Regions from separate parts of the Homo sapiens genome. Here all the other regions are linked to region 3. Evidence: chromatin contacts called from ENCODE Hi-C or POLR2A ChIA-PET data. All regions are on one chromosome and are shown on one strand. The core of a region is the stretch at or near the end of the contact, and the rest is flanking DNA. Distances in the headings are between cores, read along the strand shown. Region 1 holds the start of WDPCP (WD repeat containing planar cell polarity effector). Region 2 holds the start of PEX13 (peroxisomal biogenesis factor 13). Region 3 holds the start of PPP4R3B (protein phosphatase 4 regulatory subunit 3B). Region 4 holds the start of FBXO11 (F-box protein 11).

Region 1 (6,525 bases), core at 2,516-5,015, 8.0 Mb before region 3:
TACTAATGATATTACCTTATAAATCCACTGATGAACTGTTTTCTCATTTAATTCATTCATTAAACAAAACATCATTAAGTTCCTATCATGTACTTGGTACTATTTTAGGCCAGGGAATCCATTGGTGAATCACGTGAAGGAAACAAAAAGGATACACCAATTTTCTAAAACAGGGGGCTAGAGAAGCAGTAGAGAGTAGTAATTAAAGAGATGGACTCTGGAGCCAGACTTTCTGTGTTCAAGTCCTGGCTCCACAACTCATTAACTGCATGCTCTAGGACAAGTTACTTAACCTTTCTGTATTATTTCCCCATAGTAAAATGGAGATAATAATAGCAATTACCTAACAAACAGAGTAGTTTTAAGGATTAAAAGAGTTAACACACAAAGCACTAAGAACAGTACGTAGTGAGTATTTATAAATATCATCACAGAATTTTCCTCTAAAGACTTTAATAGCCTGTGGTTTTCTATTTACATTTCTGTTGCTCTGTATTAGGCCATGAAGCGCTCTTGAGAACAGTCTGTCTTTGATATGGATTTGCATTTCCACAAAAAGTATTTGTTGAATGAAGGAAGGTTAGGGTATAAAGTATGAACAGATACTACTTCAATGAACAGCAAACTAGGATAAGAAAAGGGGGGCTGAAGAGAGTGAAGATCACTATCTATTAAGTTTAACTTCCCATAAGGTCACCTATATGGTTAGAATAATGCAGTCAATTTTAGTAGCTACTTAAAAACATGTTCACAGTATCACAGTCCTTAGTGAAGGGGTTGTGGCCACCTAATGAACAGTTAATTCCACCTCAGCAGTTTTCTTCTGTGTCTTTGGGGAAATTACTTTCCCAGGTAGGTAATTCCATCTTATTAATGGTAGTATGAGGCTTAGTGTTTGAATGTCTGAAGATGAAACAGAGAAAGAAAAGTCCATGTATGGTTCTTTCTGCTCTTCTGCAACATTGCAGTTGAAAAGCAGGAGGGTGGGAGAGTCCTGCTGACTTTCACAATGTTATAGTGTGAACATAGGTTACTATTCTTTGCTCAGATATCTGGGCAGTGTGCCAAGGTCCAAAAAAGGAACGTCTTTGCTCTTAGCAGGGCACCAATGACTTTCCTGCAGATGCAGGCTCTGTGCTAACTTCTCAGCTATAAAGATTGAATTTAAGTGTCTGTTATTCCACAGACAGAGCCACATATTTCTTTTTCACTTTCAAATTTATATATATTTCTAAATTACATGTATTTCTATAACACAAAAAACTAAGCAGTACCATTTAGATTCCTTCATACAGTTTATTTTGCTGTCACTCCCTACAGACAACAAGCAAAGAATCCTCCGCTTTGAATGAGCTTACAGAAGAAGGCTCTTTTCTAACTCTGTCCATTCACACACCCTCCTGAGGGGGCAGGGAAATTGAGTCATGTGTGAGTTTGCTGTCAGTTCCAGCAAACTGCCAGACAAATTCTTCCTCATGTTCTGTCTCTGTGTTATCTGGCACCCCAGTGACCTTCCAACGGTGGGGCCTTGCTAGGGAAACTAGCTAAGAATCTGGGGCCCAAAATCTCTGTGACCTTGGGAAAATTATCTGACCTCACCAGACTACATTATAAGAGTAGATAATATAATCTCCAAATTCCCTTTTAATTCTACAATTCCAGTATTTTGAATGGCAAGGAATAAAGCTATCAAGTAATCTACATGCTGATAACATATTTGAGTTTGTATATGCAGTATGAACTGGTAACTTCATCCGGAATCTCAGCTAGTAAAAATAAGTTTTCAGGGAGTTGAGTACACTGTCTCTCCCCCGCTGCGAGACCTCACTGCGGTGGTCCCTATAAAAATAAAAATTCAGAAAGACTTGGTAAGTGTAAGACACAATATAGAAAAATGGCAAGAGTGTGAGACTCTTGGAGCAAATCACATTCTCTTTGGGTCTCGATAAACTCCATTTTAAGATCTGAAGTGGGGAGATTCGTCAAGATGACCTTTAAAAGATCCCATTCAGTTCTAAAAGCAAAAAGTCCAAGGTTATCAGATAATAAGTACCTCTGCTTTCTAGCTAAGGTTATTAGGACAGAAACTACCGAAACCATAATTTAAATGACTAATTATGTGACAAAACATTTAGGAAACCTAGGTTTAACACCTACTGGAAATTAGTAGCTGTCTCCACTGGCCCCGTTAGACAGGCAGAGAGAGTAATGCCCTTGCCTTGAAAACGTGTCTTTTCAGGTTCTGGGAAATTTCCAATTCATTCAAACATTTCTCCACATTCTCCAGCCGTTTTAGTATTTTGCAGATAAAGTAGGAAAAACAGTCGCAACTATAAATACAAGCCATTGTATTGATAGTATGAAGCGATTTCTCTGAGTTTGATGACAAATGTCACCTTCAAGCAGTACGCAGATTATTCCTACGCCAGAGTTCCTTCACCAACTCTCCCCCTCCCCCTCTCTTTCAGCAGAGACAAGCGATGGAGATGCAGGTTACCCAGGTCTTCCATGACAAAATGGTTACTCTGTTACATTTAAGAGAGGTGCTTCTGGAATTCACAATATACAGTTCAATAAAGAATATTTGCAGTAGTTATTTAGTTAGTGATGCTGTCACTTCAATATATCCTGGCATTACAAAAAAGGTCAATGAACGGGTTCCAAATAACATTTTGAGAAATTAGATATGGCGGAAACACGTCTGCTGCAAACGCAGATCGTAATCTGGAGCACCTGGTAAATACTACCTTTCCAGCTTTTTGCTTTCAAGGTCCCTGTGACAAAAGCCGTTATAAACACTGTGGGCAAATGAGGAGAAAAAGGGGTTAGGACCCAACCTTTCCCTCCCATCGCAAACCTTATCGTCCTTATCAAACACCGTAACGTCCTTTGGAAAATAGCTGCAGCGTCGCATTTTGTCCTCCCGTCATGCAGCAGGATTAAGATCGCTCCTCTCCCAGGACAACTACTTCTCCAGAGTCCTCCTAAGAGCGCCCCATACCCCGCAAGGTGGAAATCAATCCCTTCCCATTACTGGGTCACTGCGGCAATCCCCAGAAGATGAGTCCGAGCTTGCCAAAGGGCGCGAAGGACAGTGCCTTGCACAGCTGCCTCCCAAAAGTCCCTAAAGTGCAAGAAACCCCACTCAAGGGCGCGAGGGCCAGAGGTGGGCAGGAACCCGGGGCCCACACTCACCATGATTGAAAACTGCGGGGACAATTTCAACAACTGCAAAATGAGCCTCAGAGAGTCAGGTCACCTCTACCGCGGAACTGACTCGGAGAGGGCGAGCGGTGTTAGCGAGAAAAGGCTCCGCTCCCGACGCGGCGCTCTCTGGGAACTGTAGTTTACGCTGCCCTGGTTGTGGCGCAATCTCCAAAGCATTTCCTTCAAGTGTTGAACTACACTTCCCGATACCAGAGGTTTTTTTCAAGCTCTTCTCACTGCGCTCTGCGCCGATTGCAAAGTAGTCCCTGAGGATGAGCCCCTGTGATTGGAGGACGACAACAAACGGATGGTTTGGGCTCAGGAGGAAAGGACCTGCCTGATGGAGCCCGGCAATTGGCGGGAGAGATAGCGTGTGTAACTCTAGGGAGGGGAGAATCACCCCTTAGCGACATCACCCCCACGCGCGTGACTGAGACTGCATCCTCCCATGAGGGTAAACGTGGGAGGTAAAGAGACCTTCCGCTGCGTAAAGCTGGATCGACCCGGAAACAAAATCTTTTAAAAAACGATTGACACTCTGGAGGGGCGGGGGAATTGATAAGTTGGGACGACCGGACAGCTTCTCAGGTTGCTAAGCGACGAGGCGGGAGCGCACGCACACCCTGGCTGCTTTGTAGCACCTGAGGAAACTGTGGCGGCGGCGGCGGCGTCCTGGAGACCCAAGAGACCAAGCGAGCGTGTCGCTCCCTCTCGGGTCCGAGGACCTAGCCTAGGAACCTTCTGCCCGGGGTAGTGTCTGGTGATGAGGCGAGAGTTTTGCTGGGACGCCTACTCCAAAGCGGCCGGGAGTCGCGCTTCTTCCCCACTCCCGAGACAGGTGAGCCCTGGCCCGAGGGCAAGGGGTTTTCTTTTAACCTTAGGATCCGGAATGCGGTTGGTGCGCCGTCCCGCTTTGCTTTTATCCGCTGTGCGGATGCCTGCAAGCTCGCCGGTCCCTTTTCTGAGCGGAGTATGAGGGCTGTGGGAATGCAGCTATTTTGGAGGGGGTGGTGCCCTGGAGTAGGTGCACCCCCGACCCCAAATGGAGCTCTTCCAGAGTTATATCAAAAATATTTATTGAGCATTTACTTTGTAGGAGGTGAGCCTCTCCCTTCCAGGAGGTCACAGTATACGGTTCTAATTTGCTCTAAGCCCTCCGTGAATGTTGAGTTTTGTCCATTCCCTTTTGGAAGAAACAGGATGCGCCTTAAACCATCTTGAGTCTTAAAGTTATGCCAAACAGGCATTTCTAAGGAAAGACTGGCGACTGAAGGGGAGACACTGGTTGTTTAGTCAGTCAGTCTCAGCTGGTAAAACAACTTAAGAGGTTCTCTTTAAAATTAATGCTGCCAAGAGAATTGCTGTGCTTTTTGAAAGCTTGTTTCTTGTGGATGTTAAAAGGAAGATATGATGCTCGGGAGTAGCATACACAGCATATACGTAATGAAAATGAATAAAACATCTCTATTAGATAACATTGTTAGAACTTCCGTTTTTTCTCTGTCACTGATAAATGAATGCCAAGTAATATCTTTCAATTTTTCTCTATTTCAGTTTGGAGGATTTGCTATTTTTGGAAAGAAATGTAATGCTTTACTTTTAGCATTTATTAATATCATACCTGAATGACTCTCCTTGTATCTCTTTATTCATTTGGCTCTCAGACAACATACTTTCCTGGTTTTCCTCTTTTGTTACTGGTTCTCAGTTCTGCGGAGTTTCTAAATTTTTTTTAGTTGTGATCTCTTAACATTGGGGTGCCTGTATTCTCTGTCTATACTAAATCCCTCAGTGAGCTAATTCATAAGTTGCATCACTTCAAATGCTACTTTTAATGTCAAAAACTCTCAAATTTATGTGTCTAGTCCTGAATTAGTAGGTGTGCATTATTCTCAAACCTAGGTTCTCTGAGTTTTACTTTTTACTCTGAGCAGTTACGAAAAATTTCTTCCATTATCCTCCTAAATGAATTCTTCTACTAGCTGCTAACAGAAAGATTTTTCCATGTTGTTGTCCTTAAAAATATCATGATTTTACCTAATGTAAATGACGAGTTAATGGGTGCAGTACACCAACATGGCATGTATACGTACATATGTAACAAACTTGCACGTTGTGCACATGTACCCTAGAACTTAAAGTATAACAAAACAATCTCATGATTTTTGTCCTCGATTTACAGTGAATTTTACAAGGGAGACTTTTTATAACCAGAATTCTCACTGCAGTCCTATAGCAGGACAGGACATTCCCATACTCCAAGAAGGCCACAAACATGTAAGCCCCCGTATTCCCATCCAGTCCAGATATACAGAATTGAAGTCACCTGTGTGGTAGTTCACGGGCCTTGTTCTGTTTATTGCTAGTTGCCCTTGTAAATCAGGTTAAGGAGCATATTAGCACTGATTGTAAGTTACTTTTCTCAGGTAATATAATACACTGCAAGAGAAGATGTTTGGTAAGGTGGGTATATCAGCACATTTCCAATTATACTAATAAGATTGTCTGTGTTCTCTTCCTTTTGAACCGTCTTTGGTAATAGCTAATGTCAAGTAGCACAATATGTCATTGCACTTTCACTGTGAGTTTGAATCTCCAGGTGGTTTGTGAATGTGTTGCAGACATTCATTTTTTGTTAAGGCAACAAACAGAGCATTAAACTGTTATGCTATATTTGGAGTTATGCTTAACATTTTTTTTGCCCAGCCTCGCGTTATTTAGTAAGGTAATATTTAATTCAAATTGTAGAAAATGTTTGAAATACCATTCTAACAACATCCAGCAAAGATATTAAAGGATCATTAAGTTTCAAATCTCTGAAATAGAATGTTGGCTCTTGATACCCAAGGCACTTTGGAACTCACAAGATCTTATGCTTTTTTATAGTATACAATTATTTAACCACAGCTAGGCGTGGTGGCTCACACTTGTAATCTCAGCACTTTGAGAGGCTAAGGCCGGAGGACTGCTTGAGTCGAAGAGTTTGAGACCAGCCTGGGCAATATACTGAGACCTTGTCTCTACAAAAAATTTTTAAAAAATTAGCTGAGTGTGGTGTTGTGCACCTGTAGTCCCAGCTCCTCAAGAGGCTGAGGTGGGAGGGTTGCTTGAGCCCAGTAAGCAGAAGTTGCACTGGCATCACTGCACCCCAGCCTGGGCGACAAAGGGAGATCCTGTCTCAAAAAAAAAAAAAAAAAAAGAAAATTATTTAACCTCATATTAATTTTATCTCTAGCATATATAAAATTGTTATAGATCTAGTTAAAACTCATTCATCTTAATGTTTTCTTTAATGAAGTTCTATTACACTTTTAAGCT
Region 2 (6,420 bases), core at 3,548-6,047, 5.4 Mb before region 3:
ATGGTTCAACAATAGAAGGTTGATACAATAAACATTTTCTCTAATCTTGTCTTCTCACTTTATTTCATCAATTTGATCTTCAATTACTGATATCCTTTTTTCCACTTGATTGAATCAGCTATTGAAGCTTGTGCGTGCATCACGAAGTTCTTGTGCCATGGTTTTCAGCTCCATCAGGTCATTTAAGGTCTTCTCTACACTGTTTATTCTAGTAAGCCATTCATCTAACCTTTTTTCAAGGTTTTTAGCTTCTTTGCGACGGGTTAGAACATGCTCCTTTAGCTCGGAGAAGTTTGTTATTGCCGACCTTCTGAAGCCTACTTCTGTCAACTCGTCAAAGTCATTCTCTGTCCAGCTTTGTTCCGTTGCTGGCAAGGAGCTGCGATCCTTTGGAGGAGATGAGGTGCTCTGATTTTTAGAATTTTCAGCTTTTCTGCTCTGGTTTCTCCCCATCTTTGTGGTTTTATCTACCTTTGGTCTTTGATGTTGGTAACCTACAAATGGGGTTTTGGTGTGGATGTCCTTTTTGTTGATGTTGAAGCTATTCCTTTCTGTCTACTAGTTTTCCTTCTAATGGTCACGTCCCTCAGCTGCAGGTCTGTTGGAGTTTGCTGGAGGTCCACTGCAGACCCTGTTTGCCTGGGTATCACCAGCAGAGGCTACAGAACAGCAAATATTGCTGCCTGATCCTTCCTCTGGAAGCTTTGTCCCAGAGGGACACCTGCCTGTTTGAGGTGTCTGTCAGCCCCTACTGGGAGGTGTTTCCCAGTCAGGCTACACGGGGGTCAGGGACCCACTTGAGGAGGCCGTCTGTCCGTTCTCAGAGCTCAAACACCATGCTGGGAGAACCACTGCTCTCTTCAGAGCTATCAGACAGGGACGTTTAAGTCCACAGAAGTTTCTGCTGCCTTTTGCTCAGCTATGCCCTGCCCACAGAGCTGAAGTCTATGGAGGCAGTAGGCCTTGCTGAGCTGCAGTGGGCTCCTCCCAGTTCAAGCTTCCTGGGCGCTCTGTTTACCTACTCAAGCCTCAGCAATGGTGGATTCCCCTCCCCCTGCCAGGCTGCTGCCTCGCAGATTGATCTCAGACTGCTGTGCTAGCACTGAGCAAGGCTCCATGGGTATAGGATCCGTCAAGCCAGGCATGGGAGAGAATCTCCTGGTCTGCTTGTTGCTAAGACTGTGGAAAAAGCCCACTATTTGGGCAGAAGTGTCCCATTTTTCCAGGTATAGTCTGTCACGGCATCCCTTGGTTAGGAAAGGGAAATCCCCCAATCCCTTGCGCTTCCTGGGTGAGGTGATGCCCCGCCTCGATTTGGCTCACCCTCCATGGGGTGCGACCAGTGTTCAACCAGTCCCAGTGAGATGAACCAGGTACCTCAGTTGGAAACACAGAAATCACCCGTCCTGTGCGTCAATCACGCTGGGAGCTGCAGACCAGAGCTGTTCCTATTCCCACATTTTCATACTAAAGCGAAAATACATACAATGGTCTCAACAGATGCAGAAAAGCCATTCATAAAATTTAATATTTCTTCACAATAAAAATCTGAGCAAGGTAAGGGCTGGGCATAGTGACTCACACCTGTAATCTCAGCACTTTGGGAGGCCTAGGTGGGCAGATCACCTGAGGTCAGGAGTTCAAGACCAGCCTGGCCAACATAGTGAAACCCCATCTCTATTAAAAATACAAAAATTAGCTGGGCGGAGTGGCACGCGCCTGTAGTCTCAACTGTCCGGGAGACTGAGGCAGGAGAATCACTTGAACCCAGGAGGTAGAGGTTGCCATGAGCCAAGATTGCGTCTCTGCACTCCAGCCTGGGAGACACAGTGAGACTCCATCTCAAACAAAAATAAAAATGAAATAAAAATAAAATAAAATAAATCTGAGCAAGGTAGAGAGAGAGAATTTTGACAAGATATCTATCAAAAACAAAAAGCAAACTTCACATTTAACAGTAAAACTTCAGAAGCACTCCAGTGGAAGTCAGGACCAATACAAGGATGCTAGCTTATCTGTAAATGACAGAACTGGCTACACAAAACTAAAGAGAATTTCAACCAAACCATCAGAACTAATTAAGAGTTTGAGATTATGCTGTACATAATATTTACATTAAAAAAAATCAATAGCATTCTGCCATACCAGTTAATAACCAACTGGAAAATGTAAAAGGAAAAAAGAAAGCCCATTTGCAACTACTACAGCAAAAATAATCTAGGAATAAAAAATAAAATATGGAAAAAAATTTCATGGAGGTAATTATAAGTTTTTTGTTGTTGTTGTTGTTTGAGATGGAGTCTCCCTCTGTTGCCCAGGCTGCAGTGCAGTGGCGTGATCTTGGCTCACTGCAAGCTCCGCCTCGTGGGTTCACGCCATTCTCCTGCCTCAGCCTCCTGATTAGCTGGGACTACAGGTGCCCGCCACCGCACCCAGCTAATGTTTTTTTGTATTTTTAGTAGAGACGGGGTTTCTCCGAGTTAGCCAGGATGGTCTCGATCTCCTGACCTCGTGATCTGCCCGCCCAGTCTCCCAAAGTGGATAATTATAAGATATTTAAGGCAAAAAGATAAATTCCCACCAATTGTAGCTTATACAATATTCATGGAATAAAAACTTACTTGATCCATAAATTCAGCTCAGTTCCAATAAAAATCCCAGTAAGTCTTTTTATAAAGGACTAAGTGTAAAGAGCGCAATTACAAAGAACAGCAATGTGTGGAAACTCTTGACATACTACATATCAAGACTTATAAAATTCTGTAATTAAGATAGTGTGGTGCTAGTAGAAAGTCAGAAAATGCCCAAAACAGAACTACATATTTAGGAAACCTTGATATGACATAGATGGCATTAAAAACTAAGAATAGACTACTCAATAAATGGTGCTGCGACAATTAGTTACCTATATGGAAAAAAAAATTAGATTTTTATACAAAGTCAGTTCCATGTGGATTAAATGCAAATGAAAAAACCGGAAGATTTAAAAGAAAACATACAGAAAAACTGTCCTGATCTAGGTAGACAGGATTTCTTAACCAAGACAAAAAGCATAAACAATAAAATATGACAATTTTGGCTGTATTAAAATCAAAAACATCTGTACAAAAAATTGAACATAAATATAAAGAGGAGAAGCCACACAGTGAAAAATATTAGCAAAATGTAGTAACAAAAAAGGATTAGTTTAACAATACTCTTACAAATTGGTAAGCAAAGATAAAGCCAATAGAAAATTGGGCAACAGAAAAAACAAAAACAGATACAAAAAATAATATATAAATAGTAACATGTAATTAGATATAAAATATATATTATTGTTACATTGTTAAGTTTTAGATATAAAATGCATATAAATAGCACAAACCTAAGTACTAAAATATAAAAACATTACTGGGTATGCGAAACACCAAATAAGGACAATAGTCACCACTATAAAGAAGAATGGGAGAGTTTAGCCGTCTTTTATTTTGAAAAATTCGACATAAGTCTGGCAAATGTTAACACTGTTTAAAGTTGAGTAGTGAATATATAGGTATTATCTTACTCTCTACTGGTCTCTGTGTTTAAAATATTTCACGATAAAGTGGGAAAATGGTTAATTTTACATAAAAAGAACTTTAACAGATGCAAAAAATAAAACCTCTCTCATTCGACAAGCAGCCTAAATGGGGAAAAAAGAACCCACTCAAAAAAAAGGTAGCAGATAATGTCACCGTGGCTTACCAGCCTAATCAAACTTATTACTTGTTATGTATATATCCTTATTAAACTAAGTCGTTACTGTGTTAAAGCATTTTAGTGTTTAAATAAAAGATTTCAGAATACAGCAGAAATACATTCCAATATGTTGGGGTTTTTACGCTTAGGAAAACCTACAATAGTAGGTGATTTGACATTTGAATCACACCTATCTGAATTAAGATGTCCAGCACTACCAAACAAAAGCCACACGAGGCCACGAAACACTCCCAACTCTGCATGTTTTAGCCTTTTTAAAGTCCTAGAAACCAACTGATACTGATTAAAAACCAAACAAAAAAAAAATACAGGCCTCAGAAAAATACACTATTTTGCACACAAAGTCCATCCATAGGCCTCAGATCTAGAACTCCTGCTTTAAAGTTGCTTCTCCAATCTCGATCCGAAACACTGGCTGAGTTATGCTGGAAAAGAATGCAAAGTGTACGGGGCTTGAGTTCCTGTTGCGTAAAACCTTTCCGGCTTTCAGCAACTTCTCGAGAGGTTAACACCTTTAAGGAGAGACTTTGCTCCCTGTCGATGCCGTGGCTGGACAAATGCCGCTCTCAACTGCTACAGACCAAAGTCTACGCTTTAAAGATAGAGAAGCCATTCTGTCAAAGTGAAAACAGAAGCGGTAGGTAGGAAGCCGCCCCCCTTTCTTTCAAGCACAGAGACCCAGAGAGACGCCCAGGAGCTCCCGAAAAAAACGTTGCTGATTAGAGCTGCCGGGTCAGAAACAGCTGTGAGACACTAAAGTCCCCACTGGTAAGCGCCCCAGCTCCACCTCGGCCCCTATCCCCAAGGTTGGGTATTGGTTAAAGGGGGGAAGGGAATACCTCCACTAACAACCGCTACAACCGCCTCCTGCCAAGTCCCCGCTCGGGCCCACTAAACTCACAGCCTGAAGAATCCCACACTCACTGGAAAGTGGGGCCCGGTCCTGGTCCCGGTCCGGCTCCCGGAATTCGGCGGGTCTCCCAGGGTTTGGGGGGAGGTGGCGGCTGGGACGCCATCTCCTCCGCCTCCTCTCGGCTCCCGCTCCTACCCCTGACTGTCCAGGCCCGCGTAGACCAGCACCTGGAGCGTAAGACACAACGGGCAGAACACCGAGCCGTCCACCCCGCCCACCCTTGCAGTCAGGACAAGGCTTGAGTTACTTTGCCAGCTGAATCCATACAGCGGGAGGATGCCACTAATTTGTAGGAAGAAACACGCTCTTTGTATTTGCCCCAGAAAGAGCTGCCTTTCTAAACCTCAGGGTAAAGGCTCATCGATATTTCTGGTAGCGGCTACAACTCCCTAGACGTCGGAGTCCCACCGAGGCTTTTCTGGGAGTGGACCAGTCGGGCTGGGAGTAAAGCCGCACGCACTCCTTCGCTCGTGGGGGAGGTAGGGTGAGGTGGCAAACCAGGCAGTTTTTCGGATTTCCTCTACAAACAAGAAGGGAGAAGCTCACTTAGTCCTAGCGAGAGCGGGCTGGTACTTTTGTTCTAAAACGCACGTTTCCTCGGGGAACAGAATTGCTAGACGCAATAGGTGCGTTGTCTTTAGTCTTCCCTCTTCCCTTCGAGGGCCGGAAGGGGTTAAATCTCAGGCTCCGGCGTCTGGGGAGAAGGTGAGGCGGGTAGGTAAGAGGTGAAGGAGTGCAGACTGGGTGCAAAAGAGGTGTGGCGGGAGAGAGTTCGTTTCTCTCCTGCTGGAGCGGCTTTGTTAGCAAAGGAGGGGTGAGTGGGAAGTTTGTTGCACCTGACCGAAGGGGGAAGGGCTTGCTTGGCGAAAACTGAGGCTTGAGGTTAGATCTCGGGATGAACTTTTCAAGAGTCCACAGTAGATTCCAGAGCTGAATGTTTCAGAAGCCCAGTGAAGTGTGATCACCTCTTTCTCCGTAAATCCACACCCCCAGCCCCACGCCGCGTTACGAATGACACCCTTCGGTAGGGAAATGAGTTTTAAAAGATCTTAGGATATGAGACTCAGTCTGGTCATTTCGCTAGTTTTTCTTATACCCTGCCCCTTTTCTCGTTTTCGATGACTGGTTTTTGTAATCGTCCAAGAGGTGAAAATAAAGTCCTTCCTCTCCTCCAGTAAGCCAGAGACTGGGCTAGTTATCCTTGATTTGGGGAGGAGGGATTCAGTCCTCCTAGGGAGCCTGACACATGAAAGGCGGCTTTGTAGCAACTTGTTACAGAGTTATTTCTATAAAACAAACACATAAACGAAAAGCAAACATCTTGAGGGTAACCAACACTGGAAAACTTACATTGTGGAATGCCTTTCTCAGGGCTTGCTTTCAAACATAATAAATCTAATATGGACAACCGATTTCTAATATCTTATGAAATCCTGGCATTTAATTATCTCACGATGAAAAAACCAAATTTAAGACGTAACGTATTTTCTCCTTTTAATGTTAACATTCTTGAGAAGTTGATAAATTGTTGGTAGGTGAAAATGATGTTGAGAGGTTTGTAAATTCATAGCTCGTTTATTAACACACATTCAAAAGAGGTCTTTTTTGGGGTCTATTTTTAGACCTCTTCAAATTACTCAGGACTGGAAGTTTTGTAATTCTCATCAATCAGGTTTGGGAACTTCTCAGAGCCAGGAGATTGTAATGTGTCATTTATTTACTTTGCATGATACCTTTGTTCTTGTGAACTTACTGGAAAAATAAAC
Region 3 (7,286 bases), core at 3,116-5,615:
GGGGCTTGTGGCTGGACCAGGTGTGTCACATTGAGGGAAATGTGGTGGCACCCAAACAGGGGTGCTCATGACCCTGAAGCCCCAGAGGTGTTACAGTATGCTAAGCACTCTTTTAGTTCTGCCGTCTGCAGGCCAACGGACAGTGGCATGTTAACAGCTCTATCAGTCCCATTGCCCCACTCAGGCCCGTGGCTTCAGGACTGGCTCTGCCCCACTGCTGCTTCCCATCGCGTTGTGTGGGACGGTTGCCCTCCACCAGCAGAGGGCAAAGGGCCACAGTGTGTACAGCCTTCTTTGTATCTGCGTTTGGTGGGTCCCGAATTTTTCTTCAGCGTCCAAGAATGAGGTTACGCTGACAATCAAAGGGTGAGGAGGGTGGAGAAGAGTTTTATTTGAACTATGAAACAGCTCTCAGGAGAGAGAGGATGCAAGGGTGGTCCCTCACTCAAAGTCAGGTGGTCTCTCTCTCAGTGCGGCTGAGTCCACAGCTTTTATGGGCTCAGAATGAAGGCGTGCATGCTGATTGGTTTGTGAGTATGCAAAAAAGGCTAAAACAACAGCACCACTCAAAGGTAGGTACAACAGTGTAAAAAAACAATTAGGAAAGGATATGTGTAAAATAGGTGAAGGGTGGGGATCAATCAGAAGAAAGCACGCCAAATGGGAAGAGAGGTTCTCAATCTGGTCTGTGGATTTATCCTGGTCTTGTGGCTAGCCTTTAAACTGTCCTCAGCTTGAAGGGTTTCACCAGGGACCTGCCCCTGTCTGCCTAGGATTTGTCTGCCTTTTGCGGCTATCACAGTGGGATACTATGTAGCCATTAAGTAGAATGAGTTAGCTCTATATACACACTGACCCAAAAAAGGCTGTCCTGGGCACGGTGGCTCACCCCTGTAATCCCAGTATTTTGGGAGGCTGAGGCAGGTGGATCACATGAGGTCAAGAGTTTGAGACCAGCCTCACCAACATGGTGAAACCCCATCTCTACTAAAAATACAAAAATTAGCTGGGCGTGGTGGCGGACACCTATAATCCCAGCTACTCAGGAGGATGAGGCAGGAGAATCGTTAGAATCCGGGAGACGGAGGTTGCAGTGAGCCGAGATGACACCTCTGCACTCCAGCCTGGACTGTGTATGGAAAAAAAGAAAGAAAAAAAAAGTGGGGGACAGGGGTTCAGATATGGTGGCTCACACTTGTAATCCCAGCACTTTGGGAGGTCAAAGCAGGCAGATCCCTTAAGCTCAGGAGTGTGAGACCAGCCTGGGCACCAACATGTAGAGACCCTGTCTCCACAAAAAATAAAAAGGAAGGAAAAGAATAGTATTCCATTACAGTCATGTGTCCCTTAACAATGGGGATGCTTTCTGAAAAATGCATCATCAGGTGATTTTTTGTTGTGTGAACATCATAGAGTGTACCTAAACAAACCTAGATGGTAGCCTACTACAGAGGTCCCCAACCTTTTTGACACCAGGGACTGGTTTTGTGGAAGACAATTTTTCCATGGAAAGGGGGAGTTGGATTCTCATAAGGAGTGCACAGGTTAGATCCCTTGCATGTGCAGTTTACAATAGGGTTCTCACTCCTACCAGAATGTAATGCCCCTGCTCATCTGACAGGGGGCAGAGCTCAGGCCGAAATGCTGGCTCCCCTGCCACTCACCTTCTGCTGTGCCGCCCAGTTCCTAACAGGCCCTGGACCACTACTGGACCACTACATACATATCTACATATAATTACCTGTATATGCATAGAATATCTCTGGAATAGGACTAGATACATACTTTGTGGGCCCAGTGCAAAATAAAACCGCAGGGCCCTTGTCCAGAAACTTTCCTGAATTTCAAGTTAGTGACAGCAAAACATTAAACCAAGTGCCTATCTGTACAGGTCACCACCATGAAGCCAGCCCTGCTCTGGCAACATACACAGGAAAATGGAATAGAGGTGATTCCAAGAGGAAAATTCTATGAGTGGCAGGAGACAAAGACTAAAAGAAGACTTAGTTTTCACTATATATCTTTGCCTTTTTTTTTTTTTTTTTTTTTGAGACAGTCTGTCACACTGTCCCCCAGGCTGGAGTGCAGTGGTGCAATCTTGGCTCACTGCAACCTCTGCCTCCCAGGTTGAAGCGATTCTCCTACCTCGGCCTCCCAAGTAGCTGGGATTACAGGCCCCCACCACCACGCCCAGCTGATTTTTGTATTTTTAGCAGAGACAGGGTTTCACCACGTTGGCCTGGCTGGTCTGGATCTCCTGACCTCGGGCAATCTGCCCACCTCGCCCTCCCAAAGTGCTGGGATTACAGGCGTGAGCCACCATGCCCGGCCTCTCTTTTTAATTTCATATGTGTAAAGGCATTACTTATTCAAAACAACAAAAAAGGAAGATTGTGGGCTTATTTGGTTAGCAACTCTTTGAAGTGGAACTTTGATGACTGCCTGAAGCAAAGAACATCTGCTGGGGAAGATGTGGTTATGGGGGGCCCTCAGACTTGGATAAGCACTGAGCCCTGTGCTTTGGAGGGGTCTGAAATCCATGGAATCATGGGACTGTAGCCACCTGCAGCCCACTTTCCCTTTTCCAGACCATGCTGTGGGCACTCTAGTATTCCCTATCCCAAACGCCAAGCCTGACTCCAGGGTCTGCACAATCCTCTTCCCAAGTTCAGTCTTCCTGGGGAGTAACCAAAGGGTGAGGCTTGGACAGAAGGCTGGAGAGTCTAACATCAGGCTCAAAAATTGTGTGAAGCATTCTCTGACTCTTCCAAGACAGAAATGTTATTTTCTCTGAGGTCAAAATACATTTTGTCCACTTTCATCACATCAATTAATTGGCTCTATTGTTATGTATTATATTATGATGATTTTCTTCAAGTACATTTTCTGAGGTCTCTAGATTAAAAAAAAAAACTATGAATCCAGATTTTGAAATTATTTCTATCAGCATGTGTTCTGTACACTGACCCACGTTGTAGTGTACTGCTGAAGGGTGTCCACACTTAAGCGATCTGGTCAAAACATAAGCACGTTTTAACAAGACCATTGATTAGTTATGACTACAACTCCCAAGATGCACTGCAGGGTCAGTGTGCGCGTCTCGCCTAGTTTTCACCGATCAGGCTAATGAGCTGCACAGAAGTGGCAGCTGAACAAGCTGAGAGACTGTATTAAAGAACGAATATAGCGGGGATGGGGAGCAGGCGTCTACGGTCCCAGCTACTCGGGAGGCTGAGGTGAGAGGATCGCTTGAGCCCTCAAGGCGGAGGCTACAGTGAGTCGAGATAGCGCCATTGCACTCTAGCCTGGGAAGCAGAGAGAGACTATCAAAAACAACAAAACGAATAAAGGGATTCTACCAAGAGTGAGCTGGACTGAAATAAACGACACGCTACTACGACCCAGCGCGTGACTATATCCACCGCACAATGTGCGATAATAGCCTCAATGCAGAGAGAATTCCTCCTTTCCTTATTCAGTGCAAGAGAGCCCTATAGAGAACGCAGGAAATGCCCGCGAGAAACTGAGAAGTATCAAAACAATCACAGATATGTTAGGAAAGTAGCTCCCCGCCACTTCCCTAAACTTATCATAGCAGACTTACTTTCCAAGGTTACAAACACAAGAAGAGCACTGTATTTTCATGAAGCGGAAAATGTGCTTTACAATCGCCAGCTACTAAGAGCCTTAACGGTGAAGCGCTCTGCAAGAAACAGGAAATCGTCAACACACTTTCTGCATGAATTGCCTGGAGAGTTGTGTCCATAGACAATTCCTGGTTAGATGCTTAATTGTAGCAGACTCCATAACGGGGTTTAGCGGGTTTCCATTCGGCAGAAAGGGCTCCACGTTCTTTTTCACAGAAAGGTTTAAACTTATTTTTCCTCCTCAGGCGGACGAAGTGAGCGTCGTTCCGTGAAGGTATGAAACCCTTTTCCTTCCTTTCTGTCCCTGGTTACTCCGGTTCAAGGCTACGTACTTCCCCGGTTTGCTTTGTTTTTTCCTCAGAGCTAAGTTCCTAGGAACGTCACATACTGGTGCCATCCAACAACATGACGACGTGCGGAACCGAAGTCCCCTTCCACCTAGCGGCCTCTCGCGGCGCAGGCGTGGACGGGGAGATCGCGAGAACCTCCCGCCCAATTGCGACCCCGCGCCAAGAGGCGGGGCCGAAAGAGGAGGAAGTCGGGCCGAAAGAGGAGGAAGTCTCGCCGAAGTACTCCCGCCCCAGTCGGTACCCCTCCTCGCGAGAGCGCCGAGCATTCCGGCCTGGGAAGCGCGTGCAGAAGCGGAGGTGCTGCTCATGGGACTTGTCGGCCGCCGTAGCCCCTGCTAGGACAGCCCGTGCGAGCCTGCTGGAGGAGGAAGAGAAAGGCAGAGAGAGTCGGGTTACAAGATGGCGGATCTGTAGTAGTTACCGCGGCGGCGGGAGAGCAAGCGAGCCCTGGGGGGCAAAGAGACGGGAGAGTGGGTGTATGCGCGGGTGAAGTGAGAGGTAACGGGGCCTCCGGGCGGAGAGGCCTCAGTGGCTCTTGTCACCCCTTCTCGCGGCTGAACCTTTGGAGCCATGGTGAATTCGGGCCTCTCCGAAGCCGCCGCCGCCGCCACCGCCACTACTGCCTTTACCGTCTCCTAAGAGTGAGGAGCGCGGACGAGGTAAGCGAGGAGGCGGCGGCTAGAGCGGTGGAGACAGCAGCCACCATGTCGGATACGCGGCGGCGAGTGAAGGTCTATACCCTGAACGAAGACCGGCAATGGGACGACCGAGGCACCGGGCACGTCTCCTCCACTTACGTGGAGGAGCTCAAGGGGATGTCGCTGCTGGTTCGGGCAGAGTCCGACGGTAAGGTTATCGGAACTGTAGAATAGGGGATAGTGCCTCTGGTTGGGGCACAGCTTGGGTTTAGGGCCCTGGGCCCGTTACCGTTGCTACTCCTTCGGGACAGCGCGTTGGTTCTGAACTGGCTCTTGTGTACGGCAAAAACAAAGTACTGTACTTTTGACTGGACTTATCCTCGGAGACCGAGACTCTCTGTCCTTCTCCCATCTCTCTTAAGGATTGGACTCCTTCCTTTCCAGTCCCTCCTCTTTTGAAGAGGGGAGAGTGTGAGAGAGAAGGGAGGAAGTAGTGAGAGACTAGGTACTGATGTCGCCCTAGGAGCTGACACCTTCCTCCCCCTTTATTTACTTATCCATTATACGTCTAGTACAAACGGTTTAGGGAAACTTTTCTTTCCGAGTGTTTTTAAAAAAAAAAAATTGTACCAACGGGCCCCAGGTGCCACAGTCGACAGGTGCTGGGGAAAACCGAAAGGCACGTTTTCCTGGCTGTATTGCTGACTGTTGCCACGATACATGGACACACAAGCACATACATCTGTAGTCTGCATTTCTTCGGGCTGCCTTTGTAGAAGGCGCTATGAGAAAGTGAATGCCTTACAATCTAAGCAAGTTGGGACACCAAAGCAGGTTGTAAACTGCTGTGTTCTTTGGTTTATTGTAGTCATGTGAAGTATTTTAAATTACAAAATGTAGAGCCGTAATTAAAATGCCTTTTATAGTATAATCTGGACTTGATTTGAACAACTGATATAGGCAGTTAGAAAAATAATCTTAGGTTTAGTCTTGACATATTTTGTATTCTTGCTTGTTCCCTTTTATTTTAAATAGTCATCACTTCTACAGAAGGTGTTCTTTTGTTCTTAATGAGGAAAGGATAAATGCAGCACTGTAATTTCTATACTAAGTATTTAATCCCTGTCATGATGTTTTTGTTTTGTAATTTGCATTATTTGTTAAACTGGGAATGCAATAAAACAACTTTTGTTAAAACGAATGGCTTGAAGTGGTCATTTAGACCTTAAAATTTTTATTTCAATAAAATTTTAATAGTCATCTAGTCTCCTCATTCCTTGGTTTGATTGTTGGTTTTAGATTAATTTTTCCTTTAAGGGTGTATGGGAATAGGGTGAAATATTTTAGATTAAATGTGAAGCCTAGATTTGGAGAGAAAATGTGAATTCGAATACATTTTATTAAGATGTCCAACTCGGTAAAAAGACTTGAAAAGTTTGCGGGGGCGGGGGGCGGGGTTTAAATGTGTATTTTTTTTTTTTTTTTTTTTTTTTTGGAGACAGAGTCTTGCTCTGTTGCCAGGCTGGAGTTCAATGGCGCGATCTGGGCTACTGCAACCTCTGCCTCCTCTCCCTCTCTCTCAAGCGATTCTCCTGCCCCACCCTCCCGTGTACCTGGGACTACAGGCATGCGCCACCACGCCCAGCTAATTTTTGTATTTTTAGTAGAGACGGTTTCACCATGTTGGCTGGAATGGTCTGGATCTCTTGACCTCGTGATCTGCCCGCCTCCCAAAGTGCTAGGATTACAGACGTGAGCCACTGCGCCCGGCTTTAATGTGTATTCTAATTTTTATTCAGGGTTTTATCATTTGAGACTTATGATGTATTATTTTTTATCTTTCAGGATCACTACTCTTGGAATCAAAGATAAATCCAAATACTGCATATCAGAAACAACAGGCAAGTAGTTGTTTATCTTTAATTTGAAAGACTTCATCTGTGATCAAGGAAGTATTAATCTGACAAAGGTGGGAAAGCTTTCCTGACAAGAAAAAAACATGTTTGGTAAACAAAGATCATGTGTATTTCTCTTGCAGGTTAAAAGTTTCAGACTGAAAAAAAGTTTTTGTACTGGTGATAATTATCATTTTTGGATTGAGCCACTGTCGGTTTATTCTAAGATGTATTTATTAGTATTATTTAACTGTAGTTAGCCAAGTCTCTTCTATACCTTGTACATGAAACCTTTTATTCTGAGTCACGTTTAAAGGAAATGACATAGAACAAAATTCAAAGGGATACTCTTAAAGCAAGGAAAGCCTGTTTGTGGTGTGAAATTAAATCCTTTGACTCAAGTAAAGGTAGAGGTTTTGAAGTAGAAGCATTAAATCCTGCTCTTTAATTGTTGTGTATTTTTAATATAGTAATCAATGGATACTTTATAAAAATGTACATTACCAAGTATGTAACATCTTCTGTTAATATTGTCTTATTTGGGAAAGAAAATGTGTATTGTATTTTAGCACGCCTGATTAATCTGAAAATGGTAGCAGTGATTCAATCTTTTTTATTCTGTGAATGTTTTTGTTTTTATTATGAAATATATTAAAATTGAAAAGTACAGAGAATAATCGGTGTCTACTGTAACACCACCAGATTTAACAATGTTAATGTTACGCCATATTTGTTTCAAATATTTTTGTAATATTG
Region 4 (6,377 bases), core at 3,878-6,377, 7.7 Mb after region 3:
ACACCAAAAGCAATGGCAACAAGAGCCAACATTGACAAATGGGATCTAATTAAACTAAAGAGCTTCTGCCCAGCAAAAGAAACTACCATCAGAGTGAACAGGCAACCTACAGAATGGGAGAAAATTTTTGCAATCTACCCATCTGACAAAGGGCTAATATCCAGAATCTACAAAGAACTTAAACAAATTTACAAGAAAAAATCAAACAACGCCATCAAAAAGTGGGCAAAGGATATGAACAGACACTTCTCAAAAGAAGACATTTATGCAGCCAACAGACACATGAAAAAATGCTCATCATCACTGGCCATCAGAGAAATGCAAATCAAAACCACAATGAGATACCATCTCACACCAGTTAGAATGGCGATCATTAAAAAGTCAGGAAACAACAGGTGCTGGAAAGCATGTGGAGAAATAGGAACACTTTTACACCGTTAGTGGGAGTGTAAACTAGTTCAACCATTGTGGAAGACAGTGTGACGATTCCTCAAGGATCTAGAACCAGAAATACCATTTGACCCAGCCATCCCATTACTGGGTATATACCCAAAGGATTATAAATCATGCTGCTATAAAGACACAAGCACACATATGTTTATTGCGGCACTATTCACAATAGCAAAGACTTGGAACCAACCCAAATGCCCACCAATGATAGACTGGATTAAGAAAATGTGGCACATATACACCATGGAATACTATGCAGCCATAAAAAAGGATGAGTTCATGTCCTTTGTAGGGACATGGATGAAGCTGGAAACCATCATTCTCAGCAAACTATTGCAAGGAAAGAAAACCAAACACTGCATGTTCTCACTCATAGGTGGCAATTGAACAATGAGAATGCTTGGACACAGGAAGGGGAACATCACACACACTGGGGCCTGTCGTGGGATCGGGGGAAGGGGGGAGGGACAACATTAGGAGATATACCTAATGTAAATGACGAGTTAATGGGTGCAGCACACCAACACGGCACATGTATACATATGTAACAAACCTGCACATTGTGCACATGTACCCTAGAACTTAAAGTATAATAATAATAATAAAAAGAAATTGGTTCTGCTCTTAAAAAACAAAGATTTACCACTGTGTATCACAGTCCAGCCTAAAACTTGAACAAAATTGATTTCTTTTAATAGCGTTCTGTATTACTTCACAGGGAAAGGTATTAAAGTCAGATTCTATAATTCTTTAAAGATAACTTCTGGGTATCATTGGATTGTGTGCTTACCAGGTTTTCCCACATATACGTTAAATTTAAATCCTTAGTTCCGAGTTAATTTTCACTACCTAACTGATAAAAAATTATCTGGGCATGTACTGAAGAATGAATTTTTGCAGCTTAGTGAGATAAGTCATTCATACTTTAACAAGAATATTTTAAACAGAGCTGGTTATTCCTGCAGGGAAACCATATTCAGATCAAACTAATTTCTTAAATGACATAAAAGGAGTGAGCAGCTTTGAGGTGTCTTATGTAACTAAGTGCTGACGGCTTGGGACTAGATGATAGAATGACAGAGGAAAGGGAAGCTGAATCTTTGAAATGGTAAAATTATAATTTAAGAATCACAGTAAATATCACCTGCCAGGTATTAAAATGATTAAAGAGCTTATTTTTTCCACACTGCTATTGTGATAGGTTTTATAAACAAATAATTTTAAGTACACTAACCTTTTAAGCACCAGTAATTAGCTGAGAAAAACAAACACAAATGTTCTTGAAGAGAGAGCAAACCCTGAGGGAATTCAGTCCTCTGAAATTATGCTAAGTATTACTGAAATAATTCTAGGTGGCTCCCACCCCTAAAAGAAATCCTTTTAAATTTTTCTCCTGTTTTCTAACATATATAACTTTTATGACAGCTAATTGACAGAATTATTTACTAATATAGGTGGATCTGCCTATGGATAAAACCTTCCAGGATATTTTGGGTTCTCACCAGAACTCAAAATACTGTCTACAATGCTTCTGAATGGAAAGGGCCCTGGATTGGCAGACAGTGGCTTTGCTACCAAATAGTTATAGTTTTGTCACCTCCCTTCTTTGGAGTTTAGTTTCCTAGTCTGTTGAATACAGAAATGAGATTTAATGATCTCCAAGGTCCGTCCTGACAACTCTTAAGTTCCACAATTGAGTTTGAACACTTTTACACAAAGATGACTTCAACATTTAATCCCTGAAATAAACTAAACATATGTAGAAACCAGTAATGTAGGGATAGGATAATATTTTTTAATATCTCCCAATAGGTGTTCCATTATTGTTAAACTGGGTTCTCTCTTGAGCACTTCATCAGCTATCACGGCTCCAAGAAAGGGAGCAGAAGAAATGCCAAATCTCAAAAATGAAGAGGATACGGTACAGAAGGAAAGTTCCTGACAAATGGGAAGGAGAAAAATCCATTCCTTAAAAACCCTGGGGCATGATGGAAAGAAGAAAAGGGTACAAGGAAGAGGTTAATCAGACTCAGTGTGCTTACTTTCCATCCCCTCTCAGGGTGGAAACTAGAATTGAGGGTATGTAGTTGACATATGCACAGAGACATAGGGAAATCCAAGAAAGTTGGAGATAGTGGTTTGCGTCCCTGGACATGTCTGTGAAACACTAAGACGTCTAGGAGTTCTACTTTCAGCCTGCCAGCATGTTCAATATGACATAAGGAGAAAAATGCAACATTGTTGGATAGTGGCTCAACAACTAGTAAGCCCAAAGCAAGGCTCCTGGCTCATCAAGGCCTACACGTGGTATTCGGGGAATCCAGAAGTACCCATGTGTCTCAGTGAGAACCATGAGGATCAAGGGACCTGTGGAGACTCGGGGTCAGTACAAAGAGGTTATAGTGTATGGGGCAAATGGCTCATGTATGGATTTCAGCAAAAGAAATCAGCCTCAAAAGTACAGAAATGACCAGTTTTATGAGTAATAAATGATAAACGACAGTGGCTGCCATCAGACAATACTAGCCACTCCACGCCAGAAGACAACATAAGGACTGGCATTAGTGGCTTAGATGCCCTTGTAAACCTCCCTATTCCTCAGGGATGCTACCACCCTACCAGTTACTCTGTGAATTTGAAAAAGGTGCTTCCTTTCTCAAGACACTTTACTACCATCTATCAGGAAATTGTCATAATATACTAATTTTGCTAAAACAAGGCATTTTACTGCCATATGTCAGAGAATTGTTGCAATAAACTTAGAAATCTAGGGTATGTAAAAGATACCCCTTATACCACATATAACAACCCTAAACCCCGCCCCTCCCATTAATATATTAGAAGGAGAGTTGGGGAAATAAAAGGTGAAAGCAGTTATGTTTTTTAAAAAATTGAGATGATGTGGGGACTTGAAGTTAAAATTACAGAAAATAAACAAGCTACATTTTCTTTACATCTGAATTAATGTAAGTAAAACTTCCACTCTGCCACACCAAAATACAAACTCTTTATGCCCAATATTTTCCTTTTATTAGTATTTCCCATAACACCTTATATACATATTAATGCATACACGGAAGGAGCCAAAAAGTACTTGTCAAATAAAAAAGTAAATTTTTAGAAAAATCAGAAATGATGGACACACTTATATGTATAACGTAATTTTCCTGTACTTTTACTTTTCCCCTATGTTTATTTGAACAAACCTAAAATTGTACCCATTTGCACCTAGCTAACCACCATAAAAATTTGGAGTTCTCCAGCTGTTTTGTAACAGCTGTCCTCCTCAAATATTTTTTTGAGAAACAAACATAGACCTACGTTTCTCTATTTTTCTGGACTAAAGAGAGATCATCTCAAAATCACAGAACTCTTAAAAATTGAAAACAGGATCATGTAGTCTAAAATAAGTTCTTATTTAAACTTGGGAGGTGAGGGGGGCGGGGCTGACATCTAGAAAGGTGAAGTACTTTGCCTGTAGTCACACACCAAGTCTGGGACTCAACACACAGGCTCGCCTCTTTGCGTCTCTCCCTCCTTCCAAAATACATTTTCCTCCCTCTCAAAAGCTTTATCACGCTTTGTAGTTGCTTAATTATCTATGTCAAACCTAGAGAGCAACTGATGACACTCAGAGACATCGCCCAAAGTTCTGAAAACCAGATAATCAGATAAACTGCCAGTTTTACCACATCCAAAAAATGCACAACAAAAGAGAGAAGGGGGAGAATCGAGAATACATTTTCAGCCGCAAGGCAATAAAAACACGTTTCCCTTGGAGAGAGATTATGTTGGGGGCATCAGGTATAAAGGTAATTCCTGTTGAGGGTTTTTCTTTTCCTTGCAGTTTGTGGGACCTAAAAAAAAAAAATTAAAAATTAAATCACATAAACAATCACAACATCAACACATTTACTTCTCTCCTCTCACATATTATTTTCCCACACATTGTATACACTTCTTCAAAGAACAAATCAAATTGGCCAAAGGTCAAAGCCTTTTCAAGGTTTAGATGATATACGATTAGGCACCGACTCCAAACTTCGCTTACCAAGCCCAAAGCTCGGAGACGGAAATCTTCAGGGTTTGCAAATACCCTCAGCTTGGCTAAAGGGCACGAAATCTCTAGCGCTCCCTACAGCTCAGATTTTGAACCCACCTACCACAGAAAACCCGAGTTACCAAAGATTGGCTCCCTCGTTCCACTTTTTTTTCAGCTCAAAAAAATCGGGTGAAGGTTGGGGTAGGGGGGAAGCTGAAACGGCGAACCGAAGGATTAATCACTTCTCCCCATTACATCAGCAACCCCCGCCCTTTCCTCCGAGCACCTCCTCTCCCAGAATCGTCGCTACGCACTGGCGCTCTCTTCGCCCACCCCCTGCTCTATTATTTGCCCTGATACCTCCCCATTATCACCCGCCCCGCCACACTCCCCCTTTCCTCTTTCCCCCTCCTAGGCGGGGGAGGGAGGAAACCCGAGAGAGGAAACAGGGCGTTGAAGGGACTTCGCGATAAGAGCGGAGGCCCCATTGGCCGGAAGGTTGTACGGGCGCCTTAGATTGGCCGCCTGGACGGAATCCCCGCCCCTCCTTTCCCCGCCCACCCACCCCTCCCCCCGCCGCCCCGCGGCCCTCCCCCGCGCCCCCGGCCAGCCCCGCGGCGGGGAGGGACCGACTGGGCGAGTGGAGGCTCCGGCGGTGTCAATGGCTCCTCCTGCCACGGAGCAGCAGCAGAAGCAGCGGCGACAGGGCTGACGAGGAGGAGGAGGAAAGGTTCCTTTAAGGAGGAGGAAGGACGACGCCTCTTTTTCCCCCTATCTCCTCCCTTCACACTCATTTCCCCTTCGCCGAGGAGAGAAGGGGGGGAGGAGAGAGAAGAGACCGAAGAAAGAGAGAAAAATTCCTCACAGAAATCTCTTTCAGGGGGTGTGGGGGGGAGGAAGAGGGAAAAAAAAGAGCCGGGCGCCCCCTGCTCCCTCCCTCCCTTCTCTCCCTCTCTTTTTCTCCCTTCCTCACCCGCCCGCCCACTCCCCCCGCTGCCGGAGACGCCGCTCGCGAGTCGGCGGGACCGGGATCTGTCTCTTCAGCCGCCGCCGCCGCCGCCGCCGCGCTTCGCCTCGGGATCCCCAAGCGGCGGACGCCCTTTCTTTCTTTCTCTCGGTCTGCCCGTCTTTCTGCCTTCGTCCCTCGCGGCCGCCCCGCCCGGCGGCTTCGGCCTTCCCCGTGCGTCAGGCCCTCCCGGCCGGCCTCGCTCGGTCTCCGTCTGTCTACCCGGGCCTTTCTCCGGACTCGGGGTCCCGCTCGCCCCCTCCGCCCTCAGCGTCTCCCCTTCCCCTCGCCCCCTCTCCTTCCTCCCCCCTCTCCCACTCTCCCCACCCCTTTCTCCTGCCCCGAAGCTCGCTGTGCGTGTGCGTGTGTGTGTCCCTCCGCCAACGCCGCCACCTCAGCCCGGCAAATGAACTCCGTCCGAGCCGCCAACCGGAGACCCAGGCGAGTGTCGCGGCCGCGCCCGGTGCAGCAACAGCAGCAGCAGCCCCCGCAGCAGCCGCCGCCGCAGCCGCCCCAGCAGCAGCCGCCCCAGCAGCAGCCTCCGCCGCCGCCGCAGCAGCAGCAGCAGCAGCAGCCTCCGCCGCCGCCACCGCCGCCTCCGCCGCTGCCTCAGGAGCGGAACAACGTCGGCGAGCGGGGTAAGGCCGCGCTACCTCCCAACCGCCCGCCTTCCCGGGCACCGCGGGAAGGGAGGCCGGGGCGGGCGGGCGGGCGGGCGGGCGGGGGCGGCCTGCGCGCCCTGGGGGTGGGAGACCCAAGCTGAGCGGAGGCGGGTCCCCCGGTGCCGCAGTGTCAGCCCGGGCCGGGCCCGGCCGGCAGGAAAAGCCGCGGCTTCCCTTCTCGCCTGGGCTCTCGCTCAGGCCGCGCTTTGTTTGGTTT

What was found. A loop is a pair of places that touch in the nucleus more often than their neighbours do. ChIA-PET counts read pairs that join two places held with the same protein, here RNA polymerase II (POLR2A). Pooled maps may share reads with other maps.
Region 1: a map of naive thymus-derived CD4-positive, alpha-beta T cell shows a loop between it and region 3 (21-fold over the local background). The contact joins the promoter of WDPCP here to the promoter of PPP4R3B in region 3. A Hi-C loop is called at or near these places in 1 of 168 maps with a recorded cell type or tissue (naive thymus-derived CD4-positive, alpha-beta T cell) and 9 of 50 pooled maps. POLR2A ChIA-PET finds 5 or more read pairs at or near these places in 1 of 52 experiments (Caco-2).
Region 2: a map of CD8-positive, alpha-beta T cell shows a loop between it and region 3 (19-fold over the local background). The contact joins the promoter of PEX13 here to the promoter of PPP4R3B in region 3. A Hi-C loop is called at or near these places in 2 of 168 maps with a recorded cell type or tissue (CD8-positive, alpha-beta T cell and naive thymus-derived CD4-positive, alpha-beta T cell) and 10 of 50 pooled maps.
Region 4: a loop to region 3 is called in a map of CD4-positive, alpha-beta memory T cell, with 18 times the contacts of the local background. The contact joins the promoter of FBXO11 here to the promoter of PPP4R3B in region 3. A Hi-C loop is called at or near these places in 1 of 168 maps with a recorded cell type or tissue (CD4-positive, alpha-beta memory T cell) and 6 of 50 pooled maps. POLR2A ChIA-PET finds 5 or more read pairs at or near these places in 4 of 52 experiments (A673, GM12878, PC-9 and 1 more).

What each region holds. Positions count from the first base shown.
Region 1 is chr2:63,585,717-63,592,241 of GRCh38, reverse strand. WDPCP (WD repeat containing planar cell polarity effector) reads left to right here and starts at 3,765. Exons shown (of 18, transcript NM_015910.7): 1 at 3,765-4,045. The coding sequence starts at 3,971. It overlaps MDH1 (malate dehydrogenase 1), which reads right to left and starts at 3,279. Exons shown (of 9, transcript NM_005917.4): 1 at 3,196-3,279. The coding sequence starts at 3,198. RefSeq lists enhancers at 3,249-3,568, 4,080-4,600.
Region 2 is chr2:61,016,097-61,022,516 of GRCh38, reverse strand. PEX13 (peroxisomal biogenesis factor 13) reads right to left here and starts at 4,797. Exons shown (of 4, transcript NM_002618.4): 1 at 4,666-4,797. The coding sequence starts at 4,757. PUS10 (pseudouridine synthase 10) reads left to right here and starts at 4,262. Exons shown (of 18, transcript NM_144709.4): 1 at 4,262-4,509. RefSeq lists an enhancer at 4,341-4,390.
Region 3 is chr2:55,614,701-55,621,986 of GRCh38, reverse strand. It overlaps PPP4R3B (protein phosphatase 4 regulatory subunit 3B), which reads left to right and starts at 4,365. Exons shown (of 17, transcript NM_001122964.3): 1 at 4,365-4,843; 2 at 6,481-6,536. The coding sequence starts at 4,702. PPP4R3B-DT (PPP4R3B divergent transcript) reads right to left here and starts at 4,057. Exons shown (of 3, transcript NR_186624.1): 1 at 3,605-4,057. RefSeq lists a silencer at 1,500-1,549 and enhancers at 3,995-4,044, 4,065-4,464, 3,558-4,482, 4,483-5,409.
Region 4 is chr2:47,905,248-47,911,624 of GRCh38, reverse strand. FBXO11 (F-box protein 11) reads left to right here and starts at 5,127. Exons shown (of 23, transcript NM_001190274.2): 1 at 5,127-6,136. The coding sequence starts at 5,905. It overlaps LOC100506235 (a long non-coding RNA gene), which reads right to left and starts at 6,075. Exons shown (of 2, transcript NR_187636.1): 1 at 5,826-6,075; 2 at 3,458-4,307. RefSeq lists an enhancer at 4,181-4,965 and silencers at 5,035-5,134, 5,625-5,814, 6,175-6,294, 6,305-6,354.